Linked DNA regions of Homo sapiens: regions 1 and 2 are each linked to region 3. A link is an interaction called in ENCODE POLR2A ChIA-PET data of the cell type or tissue named here. Cell type or tissue: PC-9. All regions are shown on one strand. Links, peaks and the distances in the headings refer to the core of each region. The heading gives the core; the rest is flanking DNA.

What was found. ChIA-PET counts read pairs that join two places held together with the same protein. Peaks named below come from ENCODE experiments on the same cell type or tissue, not always from the same donor. Only the 100,000 strongest peaks of a DNase experiment are listed, where the experiment ranks them.
Region 1: POLR2A ChIA-PET joins it to region 3 with 6 read pairs; 3 of 35 experiments call an interaction of 5 or more read pairs at or near these places.
Region 2: POLR2A ChIA-PET joins it to region 3 with 5 read pairs; 4 of 35 experiments call an interaction of 5 or more read pairs at or near these places.

The regions. Positions count from the first base shown.
Region 1 is chr20:17,923,769-17,931,489 of GRCh38, reverse strand. No RefSeq gene overlaps it. Among named protein-coding and RNA genes, the nearest start is that of SNORD17, 35 kb to the left of the region's middle. RefSeq lists an enhancer at 1,707-2,233. In PC-9, for the core only: no CTCF peak of the experiment used is centred there; no DNase peak of the experiment used is centred there.
Region 2 is chr20:17,663,827-17,671,547 of GRCh38, reverse strand. The region is part of intron 2 of RRBP1 (ribosome binding protein 1); the gene reads left to right. Among named protein-coding and RNA genes, the nearest start is that of RRBP1, 15 kb to the left of the region's middle. In PC-9, for the core only: no CTCF peak of the experiment used is centred there; no DNase peak of the experiment used is centred there.
Region 3 is chr20:17,601,047-17,608,767 of GRCh38, reverse strand. It overlaps DSTN (destrin, actin depolymerizing factor), which reads right to left. Exons shown (of 4, transcript NM_006870.4): 3 at 4,137-4,213; 4 at 1-1,731. The coding sequence ends at 1,622. Among named protein-coding and RNA genes, the nearest start is that of DSTN, 35 kb to the right of the region's middle. RefSeq lists an enhancer at 5,769-6,270. In PC-9, for the core only: no CTCF peak of the experiment used is centred there; a DNase peak (open chromatin) is centred at 3,247; H3K27ac peaks cover 2,955 bases.

The DNA.
Region 1 (7,721 bases), core at 1,707-6,706, 320 kb before region 3:
CACTAACCAAAACAACTTACAAGGGCAGCCTAGATTCAGGGGGAGGGAAAACAAACTCTATCTTTTGATGGGAGAAGTGGCAAAGATTACAGCCACTTTTGCCATTTACTATATAATCCCCCATTTTGGGGGGGTGAGAAACCAGGCCTCAGAGAGGCAAAGGCACAAGCCACTTGCCCAAGACCACACACTGCTGAGATTCACATCCATGCCTATGGGTTTACCTTCATGATTTGTGCCTTTTCCAGTATTGACTGTCTTTTGTTTATCCATTAAGTTTCTTAAATTGATTTTTTAATTTCCCCAAAATTACATGTTAAGGTAGAAAATACAGAAAAGCAAATAAATCACTGCAATGGCAAGACCCAGAGGTGATGTGCCAAAGCAACCCTTCAGGCTTGTTTCCCACACGCACATGTGACTCCATACCCCAGCTACACACACACACACACACACACACACACACTCAAATACTTTCTCAGGTGGTGTCTTTATCTCATGTGAAAATAAAGAAAAAGTGGCCACAGGCTTGGTGCCATGTCTCACACCTGTAGTCACAGCATTTTGGGAGGCTGAGGCAGGAGGATAGCTTGAGGCCAGGAGTTCAAGCTCAGCCTGGGCAGCATGGAGAGACTCCATCTCAAAAAAAAAAAAAAAAAAAAGAACAGCGGCCACAGGGAGATTTCATCTCTAGGAGGGTCAGATAATTTGGAGATATTTATGTTTTTAAAATCACGCAGCCTGGGCAACATAGGGAGACCCTGTCTCTACCAAAAAATAAAAAAATTAGCTGGGCATGGTGGTGTGTGCCTGTGGTCCCAGCTACTTGGGAGGCTGAGGTGGGAGGATCATCTGAGCCCAGAAAATCAAGGCTGCAGTGAGCTAGTGATTGCACCATTGCACTCCAGCCTGGGTGACAGAGCAAGACCCTGCCTCAAATAAAATAAAATAACAAATAATCAGAACGGGCCTGTGGAATAGTGACTAAATGCCAGTAGCATTTTGGGGTCCAGGTTTAGATGAGTCTTCAACACCAGAGTGACTTTTTGGATGGCGGGTGATGAGGACTGGGCAGGTGGTGGCCCAGGCGTGGGGAGGTGTCCACGGCAGGTGTTCTTGGCTGGGCAGGCAGCCAGCAGGGCCGGGGTCTGGAATCCACGACATGAAGACTGCACATATGAGAAGGTGGGGGGGACCAGGGATACCCCGAGGGCAGGGGAGTGGGGTTTGGGGTGGTTGGTGGGGAACGTGACAGCAGCCAGCCAGCCTTTCAGGACCACCAAGGGAACAAAGGAAGAGGCAGAGCCAGGTGTGTGGGGTAGGAGAAACAGATTTAACTGGCTTCTGAGGAACCTTCTGGTCATCAGAGCAGCCATTGTGGGAGGTCAGGAGGGCAGGTGGGCTGGAGTGGATGGTGCTGGTTTCCGCCTGCCCAGCCTCCTGCCCTTGGTAGAATCCCGGTTTTCCTGTGGGGCACCTCCCCACTTCCAGTCTTGCCCTTTCTGGTAGGCTGCCCCCACCCCGCATGCAGCTGTGGCCAGAGCACTGGGGTCTAGCCTAGGGGAGCCTCATCTCCTTGCATCCAGCCACAGATACTGGCTCACACACTGGCACCTGACCCCTGGCAGTCCAAGGACAGGGAGCCCCGGGACTGTGGCCGGGCTGATAGTTGGGGATGCACTCCCATTCTGTTGGAGCTGCAGGGCAAGCTGGGGTTAGTGGGGACTGCAGGGGGCCATAGAAGGGAAGGCAGGACTGAGATGATGGGAGAGATTCCTGATGGCATGGCTCAAGCACCTGCATCCCGGCCGTATCCACTACACGCCAGGCACCATGCTGGTGGGGACATTCAAGGGTCGGTGGTTATTTGCATTCCAGTGTGCCCAGTGCCAGGGGAGCAGGAAGCCCAGGGGCCGCGGAGCCCAGGGGACAGGCAGGGGCATCTCCCTGGGCTGGAGGTGAGGGGTCAGAGAAGCCTTCTGGCGGGAAGTGATTTGAGCTCCCATAGCCCAGGGGGTCGTCTGGACCATTAGGCTGTTTCCAGCCAAGGGACAGAGCAGGTGTGGCCACTTCACTCTGCCCTGGACCCTCCTCCCTCGCTGCCCCTCACTCCCTGTGCTGCCAAAGAGTGCTGCTCCCTCTCTGAGACTTCGCTTCCTCTTCTGTTACTTGGCTCTAATGAGCCCTCTGCCTAAAATCACTAGGGAAGGTGGTGAAAATGCACATTCCTGAGCTTCGACCTGCAGTGTCCTGGAGGGGTAGGTGTGGGCTCAGGAATGTGCCTCTTACCCAGCGCCCAGGGGCCTCTATTGAGAGCCCTGCACCCACACTTTGAGAAGCTCACTGAAGAACGCCAGCAGGCCCTTTGGTTTGGGGGATCCACTGAACGCGCTGTTGAAGTGGGACAGGTGTTTGGCCAGGGCCTTCCAGCCGTGGCACCGTCAGAGGCTACGGGTGGCCCCTCTGGGACACACCTTTGGCAAACACCAGCAACTGATCCCGTGGATAGGCTCCTCATCCTGACAGCCTGAGTCCAAGCCCTCAAGGTGCCGAAGCACCTGCCGAGACGGGGGAAGGACCTCCGTAGAGGCAGCCTCGCCAAGGGCCCCTGGGGAGGGTGGCTCGGGGCTGAGGCTTCCTCGCAGTCATCCCAGGAGACCCTATCTAGGCCATGTTCCTTCTGGGGCCTCGGCCACCTGGCCTTCCTGCCGCTCCGCACCTTTGTCAATATTTATTTCTTCTCTGGACTCGAACAGCCTGGTATTTGTTTAAAGGGCAGGAGCAGACGTGGCTGTTCCTGCCTCCTTGCCTTGCGCCCTGCTTCCTGGCACCTCCCCAGGGTGCCTCTTGCCTGCAGGTGGGCTCACCAGGCAGGCCCACCTCTGTCCCTGGCCCTCCCACTGGGGCCAAAGGCCTCACAAGAGCTTTCTCACTTCACCATTGACTCCAATTTCCCTCGAGACACCTTGACCTGGGCCTCTGGCCCAACGCACATCATATGTGGCCTACAGGCCTAGAACTGAGATGCTCAGAGCATTAGCAATGTTCCGAAAATACTCCTGGCTTCTGATCCAATAGAACAAGCCACAAAGAGGTTGTGGCAAAAGGTCATGTGGTTTGAAACAGATTTGCACATCATTTTCGGAGAAATCAGAGCCTGTCCTGGGCTGAGGCTAGGGCGTGGACCTGGGAGACCTGCACTGGGAATGCGGAGCTGCTAATACTCCTGATAAATGTGTGACTGGCCCTCGGACAGGTCACTGGACATTTTTTCTGCCAAACAGATTCAGATGTGATTTGTCATTTTTGCCTCCTCCCAGCCTCGGGGGCATGCTTCGGACAGAGGAGGCTTCAGCCTTTACCTCCCCACTCCCACATGCCAAAATATTTTGAGATCTGTTGCCTCAGTTTTGAGTACTGCTCACATCAACACAATGTGGGGATTGTTCCTTTTCTAATAAAGATACTGCTGAAAAACTGGACATTTGATGCTTTTTTAAAAAACCTTTATATTTTGACCCACTTTTAGAAAACTAGTAGTAAAAGTAGCAGAAAATTTGCAAGCCTGGTACAGGCAACTTCTCTATGTCCCTCCAGCAGTTGACCCCAATCTTGCAAAACCATAGCACAATTTGCAAAGCCATAGCACAGTAATCAGAACCAGGAAATTAACCTCAGTACAGCAGCCTTAATCAAACCAAAGATCCCGTGTGAACTTCACTGGTTTTCCCATTAACGTCTTTTTCTTGCTCCAGAATCCCATCCAGGATCCCGCATTTGCATATAGTTGTTTTTTTCTCTCTAGTCTTCTAGACTCTATAATAGTTCCTTGGTCATTCCTTGTCTTTCAGGACCTAGATACCCATGAAGAGTATTGATCAGTTACTTTGCAGAAGTCTCTTAGTTCAGGCCTGTCTGAACTTGGGCTCAGGTTGTGCATCCCAGGCAAGGGCGCCAGAGGCCTGGGGCTGCATCCTGCTCACTGCACGTGTCACGGGGGCATGGCGTTGATGGCTTACGTCTGTGATGATGGCCCTGATCACCTGGTCAAGTGGTCTCTGATGGGCTTTTCCTTGGTAATGTTTTTTCTGTCCCCAAACCCCACCCTTGTCAACAAACCTCCTGGAAGAGATACTTAAGGCTTTGCAAACCCCTTTTTTCCTCAAACCTTCCACCTATTCTGTTGTCTATTAGCAGCTCTTGTCTGCAACAATCACCACTGTGGTGTTGACCTAATGCTGATTTCTCCTTTGCTCCTTCCTTCCGCATGGATTGACTGGATTTTCATTGCAAGGAAGAGCTGTCACTTCCCTATTGACTTATTTAATCAAATACTTATATCAGTGTGGACTTGTGGACATTTATTTAACTCTATGGGTTATTGTCCTAAACTATCATTATTTTTCTTATTGTTTAAATTCTTCCAACCTTGACCATTTGGAGCTCCTTCAGGGCTCCTGTGTTCTTTCAACAAACCACCATCTTCTTCTAGTTCCACACGATGTTCCAGGATTTGCTGCTGGTTTTGCTCAGTTAATTGTTACATATTCTCTTTGGGTTCTGCATAGATTGTGAGCTATGAGAACCACAGATCACATCTTCTGCTTGATATCAACTACGGGCTAGATTATGCTCAAAACTTATTTCTGAGTCGTTGGCAGAGCCAGTTCTTTGGAACTTGGAGATTGGCAGTTGTGATTGTTGTGTTGGGAGCAGTTAAAACCAGGCGGAGCCCAGTAGGCTCCAACTCTGCTGTCTTTTACGGCTTATGTTCATTCTACCTTAAAGTCTCCATGTGACCACCTAGAGTTCAAAAGCCCCAGAATACCCAACTCAGACTAACCTGTGGCTCCCTTTGCCTGGCACACAGAATAGTGCCACGGTTTCATGCTGATAACCTCGACCTTTGTCTGAGAGCTGTACCTGATCTTACCAACAACACTGTGAGAAAGTTGGAAAGTTTCTTAATTTGGGTTCCCCCAGAAGCTGACTCTGTTGCATGGATTCTTGTGCAAGTGTTTTATATGGACAGTGATCTCAAGGGGCTGTAGGGAAGTGAAAGAGGGAGAGGAGGGCGACTGATTTGGGGTGTATTGTCAAGCACCTCATTGCTGTGGGTAGCTGGAGCTCAGTCTCATGGGGGGTCCCTGGGAGACAGTGTAGAACTCATACCTAAGAATGATCCTGCCCCTCAGGAGTTGGGGTGTTAGGCTATTTGGGGGGGTTGCTCCTGGGAGTGTGAATTCTCTAACACTTCTAAGCACACAGGCAAAGTTGTACACAGGGATGATCAGGGTCTGCAGGATACAGGTGCAGCCCCAATGTCACCCACTGCAGGCAGAGCCCATTTTACAGATGAATAAACTGAGGTTCAGGGAAGCTAAGTAATGTCTAGAAATGGTGCAGAGACCTGGTACTTGAACCTATGAATGTGGGTAAGGATTGGGTTAGATGGTTCTAAGTCTCCACCCAACTCTGAGATCTTCTCTCTTTGCACCCACTTCTCATGGCATGTTCCTTCACTGCTACCTGCTTGCCTGCCACGAGGCAGACCGGCCATTACAACCCACCACCCATGGTTTCTGGAAATGGCCTCCCAGACTTGGCAGGGTGAGTATTTGCACAAAGGCACACCTGAGCAAAATGAGTGATGGTTTGGCCTGATGTCTTGGTAGTTGCAAGTTCATTGCTTGAGTCGGACAGGATAAACCCCGTGTTGTTTTAGGAGGTTTGAGTTACATCGACCCCACCGATAAGCAGTGTTAAAAGATTAGGTGAATTGACGGAAGGAACTCCTGGCTTCTTCTTTGCTTAGACTGTTGGGCTGACAGATAATCTACTTATCTCCTCCGACAGCGCCAGAAGATAGACATTCCCAGTGCTGAGATATATGTTGTGCTGCGTCACAGTTTCTCACTGTTTCTCCTTTCCCTCCCTGACCTCCCAGATCTAGTTCTTGGCCCTAATTCTGACTCCCCCCTTCCCCCATCATGTAGCCTCAGCCTGTCCTCTTAGTGAACTTTTGGACCCGGGCCATGGGTGTTAGTCTTTGGACTCTCGTGAATCTTTGGAGGGAATTCTAGGCTAGGAGACCTAGTCTCAGGCCCAGCCCTGCCAATAAATACATATGCATGTGGCCTGGGTGCAGCCTCAGCCTCAATGTCCCACAGGAGGAACTGGAATGTTTAAAGAGGAAATTATCCCTGCCTGGTTCACCTCCTAGGACTTCTGGGAAGTTCAAACCAGATGAGGCTGCAGGAGGATTATCACAACCCAGGACTTGGCTGACTTCCTGGACTTGAGGCTGGCTTCAAAGGACATATATATGGATAATACACATACAAAAAGAAGCTCCGTCTCGTTGGTATTCAGGAACATGTGAGTTACAACAAGATACCAATGGTGGTGGGGATCTAGCCTTTTGAGGGGCAAATTGCCACTCTCGATTACAATAAATGATGTCTAAATCCTGTGCCCCAGAGAGTCATTCTTTAGATTTATGGCAGAGAGATGCTGACATGAGAATGAGAGGGTAGGCATGCATTAAGCTGTCCACAAAAGCAGCTCTTCTCAAAAATCTGGGAATCTGGGGGCAAGGTCTATTGTTTTGTTTTGGTTTGTTATGTTTTTCTTGAGATGGAGTCTTGCTCTGTCACCCAGATTAGAGTGCAGTGGTGCGGCCTCGGCTCACTGCAACCTCTGCCTCCCAGGTTCAGGCAATTCTCGTGCCTCAGCCTCCCAAGTAGCTGGGACTACAGGTGTATGCCACCATGCCTGGCTAATTTTTGTATTTTTTGTAGAGACGGGGTTTCACCATGTTGGCCACGCTGGTCTTGAACTCCTAACCTCAAGTGATCACCCGCCTCGGCCTCCCAAAGTGCTGGGATTATAGGCTTGAGCCACTGTGCTCAGACTGTGGTCTAGTTTTTATTTCTGATCTGTCATAAACACGTACATTTTTACTTTTGTAGTAAAAATGAATTACTAGAGAAGTGAAAATTTAAAAAATAAAGACTTAGAAAATATAAGCCTCCAATTTTTATTGGAAGATTCGATATGACATTACCCCGCCAAATTGCTATAAAAGTTTCTCAACACCTATCCCAAATTTCTGTTCTTATCTTGTGGTAGACGGCTAATAAACTGCACCTATGGGCCGGCACGGGGCTTTGGACCACAGACTGCTGTGCAGCCCCATCACTTGCAAAAATCCTGGAAAAACGGAAACATCTATCCCAAGCAGAATGGCTATAAAATGTGTCATCCTTACTATAAACTCCATGTAATAGTAAAATGTAAAGATGGGAGATTTGCCAGTCCTGACATGGGAAGGTGGCTGACATACATTATTGAGTGAAAAAGAAAAAAAAAGCAAACTGCAATATGACATACCGTTTTCTCATGTGTTAAAGGAAAAAAAAATCCACACTAAAGCAGCACAATATATTTCTTATGGATACATAAACATCTAGGAAAATGTATACAAAAAGGACTGGAAATTTATGCCTCTGGTATTGGAAATGGCAAGTATAGGAGGAATCTTTTGTAATGGTTTAATTTTTGTGATATTATTCAAATATTATTGTGTAATTAAAAAATAACATCTTAGCAAGGTTGATGTAAGGCAGGCAAAAGCCTCTCCCCACCCCTCGAGTTGCACTAGGAACTAATTTTCTCAGCATCCGTCTACCTCCTCACAGAGGGACGCCATCACCCACTTG
Region 2 (7,721 bases), core at 1,705-6,704, 62 kb before region 3:
ATATCACAAGTTGTCCCTCATGTGGATCCCATGACTTGAGTAGTGGGAAACTCCAAGCTGATTTGAAGATTCTTTATTTGAGAGTGGACCTGCACACCTAGTGTTCCTGGGTCAGTCCAGGGGCGAGCAGATCATTGAAGGACTGCACCTTTATCCTAGGCTCACCAAATCCCCAGTTGTAATTATCAAACGAAAGAGAATAGTCCATAGTTAGGAACAACTAAATGCAAAGGATGAAATAGCACTGAATGAGGACCAGCAGGAAGAGATCTCAGAAAACATAAGATAATGGACTTGTTGACATAGATTTTAAAGGCCTTACTCAAACTAAATAGGCAAGATTGAAAATACCTATGAGGAAGAGGAAACTATACAATGACCTAGCAAATTTGAAAAAGGAACCAGGAACAACTTGTAGACATGAAAAGTTCATGTCTTTATAATAAAAATCTAACAGATGGATTTACTAGCAGATTACATAAAACTGAAGAGAGTGAATGACCTGGAAAGTAGAGAAGAAGAAATATAATTTAGAGAACCACATAGATGAATAATTTGTAAGACCAATTAAGATTCAGGAAGAGTAGATGCAGAAGTGTGTCTAATTGGGGTTCCAGGAGAGGAGCGAGGACAGAGCCAGTACTTGAAAAGCTAATGACTGAGAATTTTGCGGAATGCGTAAGACACCCAACCAAAACCCAAGCCGGGTAAATAAAAATAAATCCACATATAGACATTTAGTGATACAGCAACTCAAGGGAAAAATTCAACAGTGAGAGTGAAAAGATTGTTTTAAGACAAAAACCCAAGATAGCTACTGACAGATCTTTGCTAAAGGAACTTCTCAAGGATATTCTTGGAAGGAAGGTGATGGCAAGTGGAAAAAGACATAACAAGCAATGATGAGTAAAGAAAGTGGTAAATATTTGGACAGTTCTAAATACATGTAAAAGAATAATGTTGGAGAGGCTGGAACAAGGATAAGATTAAATACATGAAAACAGTAACATCTAAGTTGGAAGGGATAATAGAATTAATTTGGGGGGGTAAAGATTTGTTTAACTTTGAATTTTGTGAGTGCTGTGTGTTACTGTTTTTTTTTTTTTAAAGGTAATTGCTAAAAAGTAGAAACAATGAAAAAAAAAAAAGAATCCTACACTACTCATTTTGATGCCAGCCAACCTTGTTACAAAACTTGACAAGAATGGTAGGAGGAAAGAAAACCATCAGTCAGATCTCATACCTGAAAAGATAAACAAAGTCCAGCAGTATGTATGACTAAATCGTTTTATCCTAGGAATTCAAACTTGGTTTAACGTTTAAAAATAAGTTTATATTCACCTTCCACACCTACGGGTTATAGGAGTAGAATAGTATGATTATCTTAATAGATACAGATAAAGTATTTGATAAAATTCAACATCTATTTATGTAAACTAGGAATAAGAAAGCAACCTCTTTATCCTGATAAAGGATGTCTGCAAAAAGGCTTTAGTAAATCTCACACTAAAGAGAGACACCTAAATCTTTCCCTTTGATATGAGAAAAACAGAATACTTGCTGTCATTCCTTCTCTTTAGCACTGTGTTGAAGGTCCTGCCCTGTGCAAAAATTCAAGAAGAATTAAGCAGACGATAGGAAATTGGGAAGAAAGAAACAAAACTGTGATTCATATGCTTATATATGTAGAATTTTTTTCTTTTTAATCGACAGATGTGTTACTAGAATTAGGCAAGTTGCTGTGGGGGAAAAATCACCCTGCTGGAATCAGTTACGTTTCCGTATACCAGCAACAAGCAGAAAACGAAACTTCAGAGCTACCATTTGTAAGAGTGTGAAAACTATGAAAAACTAAGAAGTAACTCTGAAAACGTGTAAGACTCCATGGTGTGTATTATTTCCCATCTGGAAACTTGGGTTGTTCTGTTTAGATTTGATCCTTATAATGGTATACATTAGCACATACGATGCTGATATGATATTGAGTAGACGATTGATTCATCACTTACCATATTTGATGTGGTGAGGTTTGATTTGATACAGTATAGATGACACTGACCCCTGCTTTTGGGAGACAAATGTTTACGGCAGTAAGAACTCCCTTGTGGGCTAGCACATCTTAACTGTTCATGTCCATTTTGAGACATCAGTTCTTGATTCCTACCGCATAGGCATGCTGTCTTCCTCAATAAGGTGAAGCCCGTAGGCTTCTTGGAAGTTCGCAGAAGATTTAGGTCTGTTTAAGTACCTACTTTCCAAAGACTGTTATTTGGAAAGACACCAGAAATTGTCAATTCTTTATTTTTTACCCCCCTCAGGCATAGAAATTGAATCTGAAATGGCTGATGAATAAGCAAAGGCTTATAATAGAGTACATTTCTATTTTTAGTGTTTCAACTCTTCTTTAAAATGAGTAACATTGTTTCTTTAAAATAGGGAGTCCATTATATGTATCCTCTTAGAAATGAAATAAATTTTTTCGGACTCTTTGTTACTGCATTTTCTCTTAGTTTCTTTGGGTTAAAAAAAAAATCAGAGATTGCACTTAAAATTTTAGGTCAACTGATCTGAAACCCACTTCTCCAACACTTAGAAATGTTACATAGTTAGTAAGCAGTCTTTAAAATGCATAGTAGTGCATTCACAAGGTAGGGAAAGAGATGACCAGAGTTCATAAGCCAAGGTTGCAGCGAGTGACTGGGACCTGCAGTGAGCTGACCCTGGGACAGGGGTAGGGGTGCGGTATTATCGGTCAAAGTCATCTGAGTCTTTGGCTTTAATGTCCAGGGGGAATGGGATTTTGTCTGAGACTGGGAATGGGAACTGAGCCTTCTCTCACATCCACCTGTAAGACTTGAACCCTTGAAGGGCTGTACCCTCCATGGGAGGACAGACTAGAAAGAACACCTGCCCAGTAGTCGCAAGGGGAGATGACAGGTAAGAATTTATCTGTTTTGTCCTGGGCAAGGGAGACACAGTCTCCTGATAATTTGTAAGAGGAGACCATGCCTCTTGTAAAAGTTAGTCCCTGGCTGGTCTTCCCTGAGGCCCTAGTTGAAGCAAAGATAAAACAGCTCATTAGAGGCAGGCCCACAACTCAGCCCATTAAGGTTTACCAGTGATAAAGCCCCACAAAGATATAATATCAAATCACTGTTAGAGGTAGAAAAGAAGACAATGAAAAATAGAAAAGCCAGTCAGACTTAAAAAACAAATCGAATAACGAAGGACTGATTATAGAGCTGGTGAGATTCAGCTGAAGACTGGAGTGTAGGTCTAACGAGTTATCCAAATGGTAGCACAAAGAGATTGAGGTCTAATTAGGAGCTCTACCAGGAAGGAATAGGGAGCAGGCCATTTTCGAAGAACTGTGTGGCCAAGGATTTTCCAGAATTGAAGAATAACATAACTCCTCACACTCAGCACAGTGAGTCTGAATAAGTTAAATATACACTTACAAACATTTTGCTGAATCCTTAGAACCCCAGAAATGGATCTTAAAAGTAATGAGAGATTAAAAAGATATTATAAAGGAATAACAAATAGACTGACAGTGTGTTTCTAAACATCTCATCAAGAAAATGCCGGAAGACAAGTGAAATAACATCTTCAACATGGTGAGAGAAAACTGTCAGCATGGAATTCTGTCCTCAGTTAATCCATGAAGGTGAAGTAAATTTTCTCAGGGCTTTAAGGACTGAGAAAGTTTATGAAGAAGAGATCCTTGCTGAAAGAACTACTCAAGGATGTACTTTGGCAAGACCCTAAAAAAAGGAATGAGATGCAAGTAGCAGTGATGAGCAGATGGCCAGCATTTGGGTAAACAAGCAAGTGTCAGCTATCCGGAACCAAACAACACTGACTAGTCCAGATGTGTGTGTGATGGGGGCTCATGTCATGGGGAAGGGCAGCAGACCTAAGACCTTGTAGGTGGTTTGACCACTGGGGAGGCAGCTGGAGACATTCATGAAATTCAGTCACGTATGGATGTTAGGAAGATGTGTTAGCATCACAGCTTGTAGGATGAAGCCGTAGCAGTACTTAGGGGGAAATTTATTGCCTTAAATATTTGCTGCAAGAAAAGAGAAAGGACTGAAAGTTGATAAATGGCCGTGTCAGAAAGTTAGAAAAGACAGAATAAACCAGTGGAAGATGGAGGAAGGAATAATGAATATTAATTTTATAGATTGGATCAGAAAGCCAGCAGCTGGTCCTAGAATCATCATTGAAATTGATGTTGTTAAATTGTATCGAAATTGTTAAAAATCAGCACTCTAGCCAGCCTTCCCCCTTTAAGAAAAGATCTCAGAACACTAATCCTGATGGTTTTATGGGCAAGTTCTTCCAGATCTACAAAGAACAGAAAACCCTACCTGTACACAAACTATGCCAAAGAATAGGGGAAAAGGAATGATTTTTAGCTTATTCTATGAGACTCAAGAGACCCTAATACCAAGATCAGAAAACAGTCTGAGAATCACCTCTGATTTTTCTCATTTTAAAATACACATAGAAATCTCACATAAAAATGTTAACAAACCAAATCTAGTGATGTGTTAGAAAAGAATCTCCATCAAGAAACATTTATACCATAGAAACTTTCTGTGAACTGGCATTATTAGACTGTGCATTACTGTAATTCCACATACTTCAGATTAAAGGAGAAAATGTCAACTGCAATTGGTAAAATCTAATACTCAATTATATTAAAAAGATAACTAGGAATATAAGACATGCTACTTAACCTGAGGAAAGATTTCTGCCAGAAACCTGCAGTTGGTACGACACTGGTAGTAAAACATTAGAAGTAGTAACTTGCGAATGCTACAAGGCAGCTTATTGCACAGACTCTGCTCAGCACTGCATCAGAGTTCTCAGCCAGCTCTGTTAAGCCAAGAAAAAGAAATGAGATCATATGGTTTGGAAAGCAAGAAACAATACTGTCTTTTTTTCCACAGCTTACTTTTTATTAAAAAAAATCAGAAAGAATCTACAAACTCCTAGATTTGACAAGAACATAGATGATAGCTGGGTAAATTATACATATGCAGAAATGAATTACTTTGCTGGTTGTCTGTAGCTGAGGAGTAGAAGAAGTAGTTTACAAAAGGTATTCTAACCATCAACAAAACAACGTGTAAGACTTTTATGGAGAAAATCATTAAAATCTTATAGAAGTATGGAAGAAAACTTTTTTTTTTTTTTTAAGAGACAGGGTCTTGCTATGATGCTCAGGCTGGTGTTCAACTCCAAGACTCAAGTGAACTCCTGCCTCAGCCCCCCAAGTAGCTTGGACTACAGACACGAACCACTGTGCCTGGCTTCGAAGAAAACATTTAAATCAGTGTAGTGCTCTAGCATACCATATTCATTGACAGATAGCTTCTATAGTTAGAAATATCAATCCTTCCTACGTTCATGTATAAACTCAGTGTGATTCAAATGCAAATTCCAGTAGAAATTTTGTAGGGGATGCTTAAGCTGAAAATGTGGCATTGATGCAGGGCATAAATATAACAGTGGAACAAAGTGTAGAATCTAGAAACAGATCCACTGAATGGCACAGAAATGGCCATCTGAGTCTGTGGGGGAAGGAAAAGACCAGTCAGGAAATGGTGCTGGGTAATTAAACTGATGGGGAAAGTTTTATCACTGTTTCCTGTCACATACCAAAGTAAATTCCTGGTAATTGAAAACCTGACTTTGAAATGCATTACCAAAGTCTTTTGAAGAAAATAACTTATAAACAGTAAAATGACTTCTGTCACAATGGTTATCTCCAGGAAGCGACCCTGGGTGGCTGGCTTCAGGGGTATAAAGGAGATTTTTCACTCATATGGTAGACATGTCACACTACAATTTTGTGTGACAGCATAAATTTTTAAAACCTAAAAGCATAGGAGTATGGCTAATAATTTGTGGTTCAACTATGTAATATAGGAGTGAAAATAAATAAACCCCAGCCTGGCCAATATGGTGAAACCCCGTCTCTACTAAAAACTACAAAAATTAGCTGGGCGTGGTGACACACGCCTGTAATCCCAGCTACTCGGGAGCCTGAGGCACAAGAATGGCTTGAACCTGAGAGGCAGAGGTTGCAGTGAGCCAGGATCATGCCACTGAGCTCCAGCCTGGGCAACAGAGAGAGACTTTGTCTCAAAAAAACAAAAAGAATAAACCAAAGCTATGTGTATCTATATGAATATTCTCACAAAGTTTAGTCAAAAAATGTTACCAAATAGCACCCAGAACAATGTCACTTACACAGCAATTACCAACACACAAAGTAACGGCTGTATTTTGTTGGTAGAGATAGATACATGTAATAGAAGCAAAAGCAGGTGGAAGTGGTAAGTGGCCCATTCAGGGTGTTGTCCCCCTCTAGAAGGGAGATGACATATATATACATATACACATGTGTGTGTGTCCCCCCCCCACATATATATGTATACACAGGCACATACATATATATATAAATAAATATCTAAAGTGCATATGGCAAAATGTTAGGGTTTGGTAAACCTGGGTGGTAGGCTAATGGATGTTCATATTTTTCTTTTTAGTCTTTTGTATGAGTCATTTCATAATATTTTAAAAATTAGGAGCTGTTGATTCTGATGTAGCCATGTCTGCTAGGGTCTCTGTTTTATTGTCATTCTGTTTTAGTTCTGTACCTTCCTAGCAGGTCACCTTATGCCCAGGAAATGGATCTGGGGGTTGGTTTTCTTTGTCCACCCCTACCCCACAGCTTCTCCAAGCTTCCACACACGGTCCCCCGTGGAGCTGCTGCTTAGTAATGAGACAGAGTCCTGGGAGCTGTTGAGGGTCTTTTCACAAAACCTACCAAAATCCCAGCTGCCAAATTGGACCCAACTGGCTTGGCCGGGCCATGTGAATTAGCAGATATCTTCTGTGTCTAAAGAGTTTGGGGCTTCCTCTTACTTTTGTTCCCCGAATCTTAAGAACAGAAGAAGAGCCATTCTCTCAAGATCTTAGAGGTGGGCCAGTGAGTTCAGTCTGTCCAGCCTCTGCGCAGCCTCCTACATCCTTCCCTCTTGGGGCCTTCATCTTTTTGTCTTACAGTCTGAGTATGTTAGCAATATCGTAGTCCCCCTTTATCTATGGTTTCACTCTTTGTGGTTTCAGTTACCAGCAGAAAGCTGTGGTCTGACAATATTAAATGGAAAATTTCAGAAAGAAACTCTTCCTGAGTTTTAAGTTGCATGCCATTCTGAGTAGCGTCTTGCCTGGGATGTGAACGATCCCGTGTGCAGTGGATTCACGCCGTCTGTGTTACCTGCCTGTGCGTCACTTGGTGGCCCTCTCAGCTTTCAGATCCACTGTCTGGTATCACAGTGCGTGTGTTTGAGTCACCCTTACTTTACTTAATCATGGCCCCAAAGTGCAAGAGTGGTGATGCTAGCATATGGTTATAATTGTTCTATTTTATTATTGTTAATCTCGTACTGTGGCTAATTTCTAAATTAAATTTCATCATAGGTATGTAGGTATAGGAAAAAAATAGTGTATATAGGATTCAGTATTACTGCAGTTTCAGACCCACTGGGGGTGTTGGGAAGTTTCCCAGAGGATAAGGGAGGACCACTGCAGGGAGTAAAAGTACGTATTTGACAGAAGTTTCTGGAATTGACAGAATATAGATCCCTGTGGTCAGACCCTACAAGGTATGGGTGGGCACACATCTGCCCTAACTCTGGTGC
Region 3 (7,721 bases), core at 1,335-6,334:
TTTTCTCTATTTTCTAAATTTTAAATGTGAATTTATAATTTTGTATAATATTTATTACACTTATAGTGTAATAAACATTGAAAACGTTCCCAACTTTTACACCAACTTTCTTATTCACCAGAGGGAGTTGTGACTTTTTTTTTTTTTTTTGAGACAAGGTCTTGCTCTGTCATCCAGGCTGGAGTACAGTGGCACGATCTCAGCTCACCTCCTGGGCTCAAGTGATCCTCCCACCTCAGCATCCAAAGTAGCTGGGACTACTGACGTGCACCACCACACCCGGCTAATTTTGTTTATTTTTAGTAGATGAGATCCCACTATGTTGCCCACGCTGATTGTCAAACTCCTGGCCTCAAACTATCCTCTTGCCTCGGCCTCCCAAAATGCTGGGATTACAGGAGTGAGCCACCACACTCAGCCAACCTTAACTCTTAATTATTGGAAATACCCAAACCTCAATGCCTTACCCCATATGGAAGGCAAAATCCTGTATTCCCAATTCACACATGAAAATTACACGAGAGGTAAGTCAAAAATGCTTCCTTTATTACATAAAGCCAATACTGCTACTTCTAAGTTCAACTGTTTGTGCATCTCTATATCGTTCAAAGTGTTACGCCCGTGATATTAACAATGACCGCTTCCAAGTGTCAGTGAACAGTGGCTCCCTGTGAGTGTCATCATGGTACCTCTCCCCATTGCACACAAGTCAACAAACTGCTCTAGAAAGTTAAGTTCTCCCAGGCCCAGAGTAAACATATACTCAATATTCTTCCATACTTTATTATACCATAAGAAGCAAACTTCTGAAGGAGATACAATTAAAGATACCACAGGTGTCCTAGCTTGTCAATATTCTGTTTTATCATTTTCATTAACAAAGCAGATTACAATGTAGCCCTAATTTGCATTATAATTAGTTGTTACAAGACACTGCACATTCTCCTGAAGACACACAATGATTTCCAAGATGCCAGGTCACTCTTCCAATCAGTGAATGGCGAGCTCACTGGCAGGTGCAGGGCTACTTCCTGTATTCCAATGATGTGCCTGAAATAGCGCTTTGCAAGATGAGCGTGGATTATGTGGACACAATTTTGAGGCAATCTCCATTACACATTTGGTAGAAGACTGCCTAACTTAATCTTACTATTAGTGTATTAGTGTTGTTATATTATGAAGACATATTATATTCCATTATTCTGCTTAGCTCAAGGAAGAATAAAGAATTTGGACCAAAATTATAACCAGATTATGAGCAATTTCCTAAGCAAAAGAAACAAAGTAAATGCTGAGGTTAATAAAGATGTAATAATTCTCTTCACATGGCCTTTACTGTTTGTGAACTGTGTAATTTAAAATCCTGAGCTTAACAAAAATCTTTATAAATCAACTCATCAAAACAGGCATTTGGCCAATAAGAATTTAATTTCACATCAATAAAACTTTAGACTTTAGATTTATTTAGGGCTGTTTGCATATGTTTATAGAATAGTTTACTCTAAAAGATGACAAGACAGCTCCCCCTCAGTGAGACCCTGGCCTAAATATATTTGCTTTATTTATATAGCAAGAGGATAACATTAAACATGGAAGCTTTCAATTTGTGGCACTGAATAATCTACACAGGGCATCCTTCAAAGGCTACAATTAAGGATCCACCTAACTTTTCAGCAATACAAGCCCGATTGAGATCTTCTGGTCCATTTGCTTGACATTCATGTTTTATGCCTAGAGAGAAAAAACAACACTTCTATTTACAATTATGGCAGCAGTTTACCTCTTTCTCTAAGATAACCAAACTTTTAAAAGACCAGTTCTAATCTGGATAAACTGGGGTATATACAAACACGGAATACTACACAGTAACGAGAAAAAATAATTGTAACTACATGCATCAAGATAGATGGGCCTCACAAACAGCATTCACTGAAAGAATCCAGATTTAAAATGCATATATTCTATTATATATATAGGTATAGCATACAAAATCAGCCCACGCTAACTTACGCTGTTAGAAGCCAGGGTGCTGGCTACTTTGAGGAGGAAGGGGCAGGCAGAAGTGCTATGAATTGAAGGGAACAGCACCAGGGAGGCTTCTGGGGTGCTGGTCATTAGATTAAGAAATAACCATTATGTTCACTCTGAAAAATTCAACACATTCTACAATAATTTGTGACATACACTTTTCTAAAGATATGTTGTACTTTGCTAAAAAGCTAAAAGGCAGGTCTAGTAAGAAAATTTTCTTGGTTTTTAAAACATAAAAATACAAATGATTTTTGATTGCACAGTTGATTTTGTCAACTGTATTGAAAAGTAAACAGCTGGCTCTTCAATGGTATTACACTACACATTTATGAAATCGATCACAATGAAAACTATGTGAAATATGTTACTGATTGCTTTCTTAGAACAATTACACTACCACAATGCAAAAACGAGCTCAATTATGGATTACATACAGTAGCTTCTCTGTAAATGGCCACTGTCTTTTAAATAGCTGCATGGTTATTCCCATCATTTAAAGACCATTATTTCTCAAGCTGCTGAAAGCACAGCAGGTCAGCTTTTGAACTACTCAGGACTGATCTGAGAAAGACAGTGGATGCTTTCATTAGAAAAAAGGCAGCATGGTCACTATCTTTTTTTTTTTTTTGAGACAGAGTTTTGCTCTTATTGCCCTGGCTGGAGTGCAATGGTGCGATCTCAGCTCACTGCAACCTCTGCCTCTTGGGTTCAAGCATTCTTCCTGCTTCAGCCTCCCAAGTAGCTGGGATTACAGGCATGTGCCACCACGCCCGGCTAATTTTTTTTTTGTATTTTTAGTAGAGACAGGGTTTCACCATGTTGGTCAGGCTGGTCTCGAACTCCTGACCTCAGGTGATCCACCTGTCTTAGCCTCCCAAAGTGCTGGGATTACAGGCATGAGCCACCACACCCAGCCGGCCACTATCTTTTAGTATCACCAAATCAAGTGTGCAAAGCAATTCCCTTTACTGAAAGGCAATGCAGAATAAAGATAATAAGGAATCCACTGTGAACCTTTTGGTTGGGCTGGGAAAGTGTTGAAGCTAAAGGATTTAAAAGTGTCAGTTAGCAACCCAGTGACACACTTCTGGGGGTTGCCAAACATCAAACCAAATGCACGAAGAACCTGACCCAGCAATAAACTATGCAGCAGCAAGGCTCGGGAAAGGAAGCAAGAATTTTTTTTTCCGAACTAAGTAAAACAGGCTAGGGCAAACCTGTTCTACCATGAAAATATAAAAACCAGTGACAGTAAAACAAACAAAACAAAATCAACATCAGGCCAAGCCCTTGTGACCTTGGCTCACTCAGCTGTTTGGAAACAGCCATGGCAGGAAGGTGGCAGGGCAAACTCTTAAACTAAAACTCACACATGAGACCAAGTCTCCCCTTCTACAGCTGAGAGAATCAAGGCCCATGGAGGTTAAGCAGTTCTGGCCAAGGCCACACAGCAGTTAGACAGGCTTCGCCCTCAGTGCAGGCCTTTGGGCACTTGCCCCATGCACGTTCTTTCCATCATACCAACATTTTCTCCTGGCTGAAGTCTGGCCAGGCCATCTCATCAGGATCCCAATCACCCAGTGGCAAGTCAAATACAACTGACCAGCTCAGGAGTGGGTGCACTTTCCTTGGGACACAGATGAATTAATTACCTAAAATCATGCCATTCAACAGTAAAGCTGGAGAAAAGAGCATCCTTTCTCATTTAGGTACATTTCCTTTTTGCAACTTTATTATAACAACTACATTCAAAGGCAAGAGCAAATTTACTATTATGTCCAATGTTAAACAATCAGTCTCCACCTCCTACATGAGAAAACTGGTAGCACCTCAAACTAGTTTAAAACCAGCCTGAATAAACGATATATATAGACAATGTCAAGGGTATAGTTATTAAACACAGGCTGGGCAGACCCAGAGCAACCAGCACAAAGCAGAAGATACATGGAAAGTCAAATTCAGTCTTCTGCTTTTCTCAAAACAAGTAACACTTCTCCCTTGTGCCCGAAGCTCTGCAAAAAAATAAGGTGCTTCTCAGAAAAGGTGCTGCCCCATTCTGAGTGTTCACCATACCTCTACATATTCAGAGGTCATCTAGAACATACCTTGAAATTTCTTTTTAATTGCATCCTTGGAGCTTGCATAGATCATTTTACTTTTCAGAGGTGCTAGTTCTGGTGCCCTAGATAGAAAGATGCCAAAAATGAAAAAAGTGGTTTAGAGAAAGTATAACTTGCAACTTGTTAAACATTTGCTTGTGTAAACATTTGCTGAGAATCCTCAGACTCTCCTGAGATATTTTTTCTTAACTGCACATTTTTTCTACCTCCCCAGCAGCTCAGAGAGGAAATGCTACAGATAGGCATATGCAGAATCACTCAGGTTGACCAGGGTGGGAAAAAAGAAGAGAACCACTGGTGGCAAAAGACAATCACCAATTAAAAATCAGATTACAGTCGCCATAATGAAAGAACCAACACTGAGTACTTCACTGTATAACCCAATTCTTTTTCTTCAGAATATTTTTCATTATTATTAATAAGGGATTGGATTCAGGCTAATATTTACACAAGGTTTTTGACAGTTTTTCTAGTTGGAAAAAAGTTTTAAAATACATAAAAGTACAGAGAATAATCCGTAAGTACGTGTGACCCAGAATTAAATGCTAATATTTTGGCACCTTTGCTTCAGATTGTTTTCTAAAAAAGAATAAATCAAAAACTTAAAAAAAAGGACAAAAAAGAATAAATTACAAATAAAAGTCCTTTTCTTAGACTTCCCCAGTCCCTTCATCTATTCCAATAGCAGGTTTTGATCCCACAGGTACTTGTTTTCTTAGTCTAACATAACAATACATGTTTAATTACAGATCTGGGCATCCACGTTTCAATAATTCTCTGGAAAAAAATATTAAATCCACTTGTATAATCTCATGATTCTAAAGATTTCTAAATGGCAACTCACCAATAATTATGTCTTAACTGTCAATATTATTACTATCTTTTTATATTTATAACATTGGAGCACGTTCTCCCTCTTGAAGGGAAGCGTGTTAGAAGCACAGCATATGTGTCACAGCACCTTCAGCAGCAACACTGAAGAATAAGGATGATTAGTAACGGACAGAAACCCTCCCACTCAGACTGCTTGCACGGAGGTCCTTCTTTCCTCTGTACGCCAACCCATAGGCCCACCTCCATGCCACACTGCTAAAATATCACAGAGAAGATGCAGTACAGTAAGTCCACACTTAACATTGTCAATCAGTTCTTGGAGCCTGTGACTTAAAACAAAATGACATATACCAAAACCAGTATTTTTTTTTCTCAATGTTATAACAAAACTACATTGAAAGAAATGACGTTATTTGAGGACCTGGTGTATGTTGTTTTGCTTAAAGCTGTAGTTTCCAAGAGCCTACTGGAGGTCATTAAGATATTACGGTATAGCTAAATACTTCTGAGCATTTAATAATTCCATTTAGCTGCCATATTTCCAGGACATTCAACAGCCATGAGCACTGGCATGTGGACCTCACCTAGTGTACCCCTTACCCTAGTGAGCAGAGATTCCATTCTTGGGAAAAAGGGCAGTCTGTCTCTCAGAGGCTTATTCCTCCCAATCCTAAGGTCCAGGGAAGGAGGCAGAGCCATCACAACCTCAGGACTGGCAGATGTTTGAGCTACAGGGTGGGTACTTTTTATTTTTTATTTTTTTGAGGCGGAGTCTCGCTCTGTCACCCAGGCTGGAGTGCAGTGGCGTGATCTCAGCTCACTGCAACCTCTGCCTCCCAGATTCAAGCGATTCTCCTGCCTCAGCCTCCCGAGTAGCTGGAACTGCAGGCGTGTGCCACTATGCCCAGTTAATTTTAGTAGAGATGGGGTTGCACCATGTTGGTTGGCCAGGATGGTCTCGATCTCTTGACCTCGTGATCTGCCCACCTCCACCTCCCAAAGTGCTGAGATTACAGGCATGAGTCACTGCGCCCAGCAGAGTGGGTACTTTTGTTATGAAAATAGGTCAGAAACATAAAAAAGCATCAGCTGTTCTGCTTTTATTCTAACCAAATTGTTAAACTACTTTAAGAGCTGCTCCCTGGGCCATGGGCGGAGCTTGTTATAGAAAATGCCTTTAATAAGGTTCTACCTTTTCTTAAGTAACAGTGTAACAGTGCAAAATAAACCACTGCACTAACACTAAATTTCCTTTTCTTCTATTATTTTCCACATTTAAAAAAATAAGAATGCATACTTTTCATAATTACAAAATACATAAAAAGCAGAAAAAATACCTGCAAATTAAGGAAATACCGACCAATTTAAAAGCCTAAACCATTAGCTGGCCTGTCTGCCACTCAGCTGTGAATGCCAGAAGAGGAAGGACTTAACCTGTTTTATTCACAGCTGTTTTCCCAGGCCCTCGCACAATAGCTGGCGTGTAGTAGAAATAAAGTTCAGTAAATGCACCTTCATTCAAATCCTTGTTAATTTTCAGTCTTATGTACCAGCTTCAATGGACTCTAAGCTGCCTGAATACGTGCACCCTGACCTCATATTTGCATTCCTCACAGCAACTTGGTTTAATCAAGTGCAGTAAAAGCTTACTGAAATACAAGTGAGGTGTGACCTCGAGTTATCTTCCTTTTTAAACCACAATCCTCTGCATCTCCTACTCCCATATCCCTTTTACACTCCAAGCTATTGATGGCACATAGCTAAAAGCTAAGTCCCTCCCTGCCTTGCCCTGACTCAGGCCAAAGTATCAAGAGAATCCTTGCCCCTCTAAAAAAAAAAAAAAGAAAAAAATCAGGTAGTGTTACCATTTCTCCCTCCCCTTAGAAACTAAAGAATTCTACTCCTGGCCATATCAAGGAATGCAGTATAATATTCAATAAATGAGGGATCCAGGTGTAACTTTTTTCTAAAGCTTCATCTCAAATACCGACTTGCCTGAAAAGACCAGAATAACTAAACAACATTTCAAGAAAAAGGCCATAAAAATAACTTTATAGCCCTGTTTCACTATCTAAGAGTAACACTGCCCAACAGAGTTTTCTGCAATGATGGAAATGTTCTGTATCTGTGCTACTCAATAAGGTGGCCACTAGTCAGATGTGGCTACTGAGCATTTGAAATGTGGTAATTCATTCAGCTAACAAACTGAATTTTTAATTTTAAATAATTTAAATAGCCACATGTGGCTAGTGACTACACTACTAAACAGTGCAACTGTAGAGCAAATTATAGCAGGGAGGGAATGGTACCAATTTCTTCAAAAGTAGTAGACCACAGAGGCACAAGGAAGGGGTGTAATTTAAAAGAGTAGATAGAAGGCTGGTTCCTGGCATGGCTCGTTGGAAAAGTAGGGTTTTGGCTTATAAGTAAGAAAGTTAAAAGTAGTAGGAAATTTTAGCCTATAAAAGCAGTACATTCAGAGGATGCCTCCTGTCCTTTCCCCATTGAAAAAAAAAACAAAAACGGAGAGTCACATAACAAGTAGATAGAAAATAGTCAAAATTTAGTTTGGGTCCCATAAACATCAGCCCTGGTAACATTATGAAACCTGTAAATAAAAATTAAATGACAACAACTGCAAATAGTTTGAATAAAAATTACTTTGGTGCTGGAACTGGTCTTCCCGAGTGCTAACAAAATGAGTTTTACAGAGGCTCAATATTTCTAACATGCTTA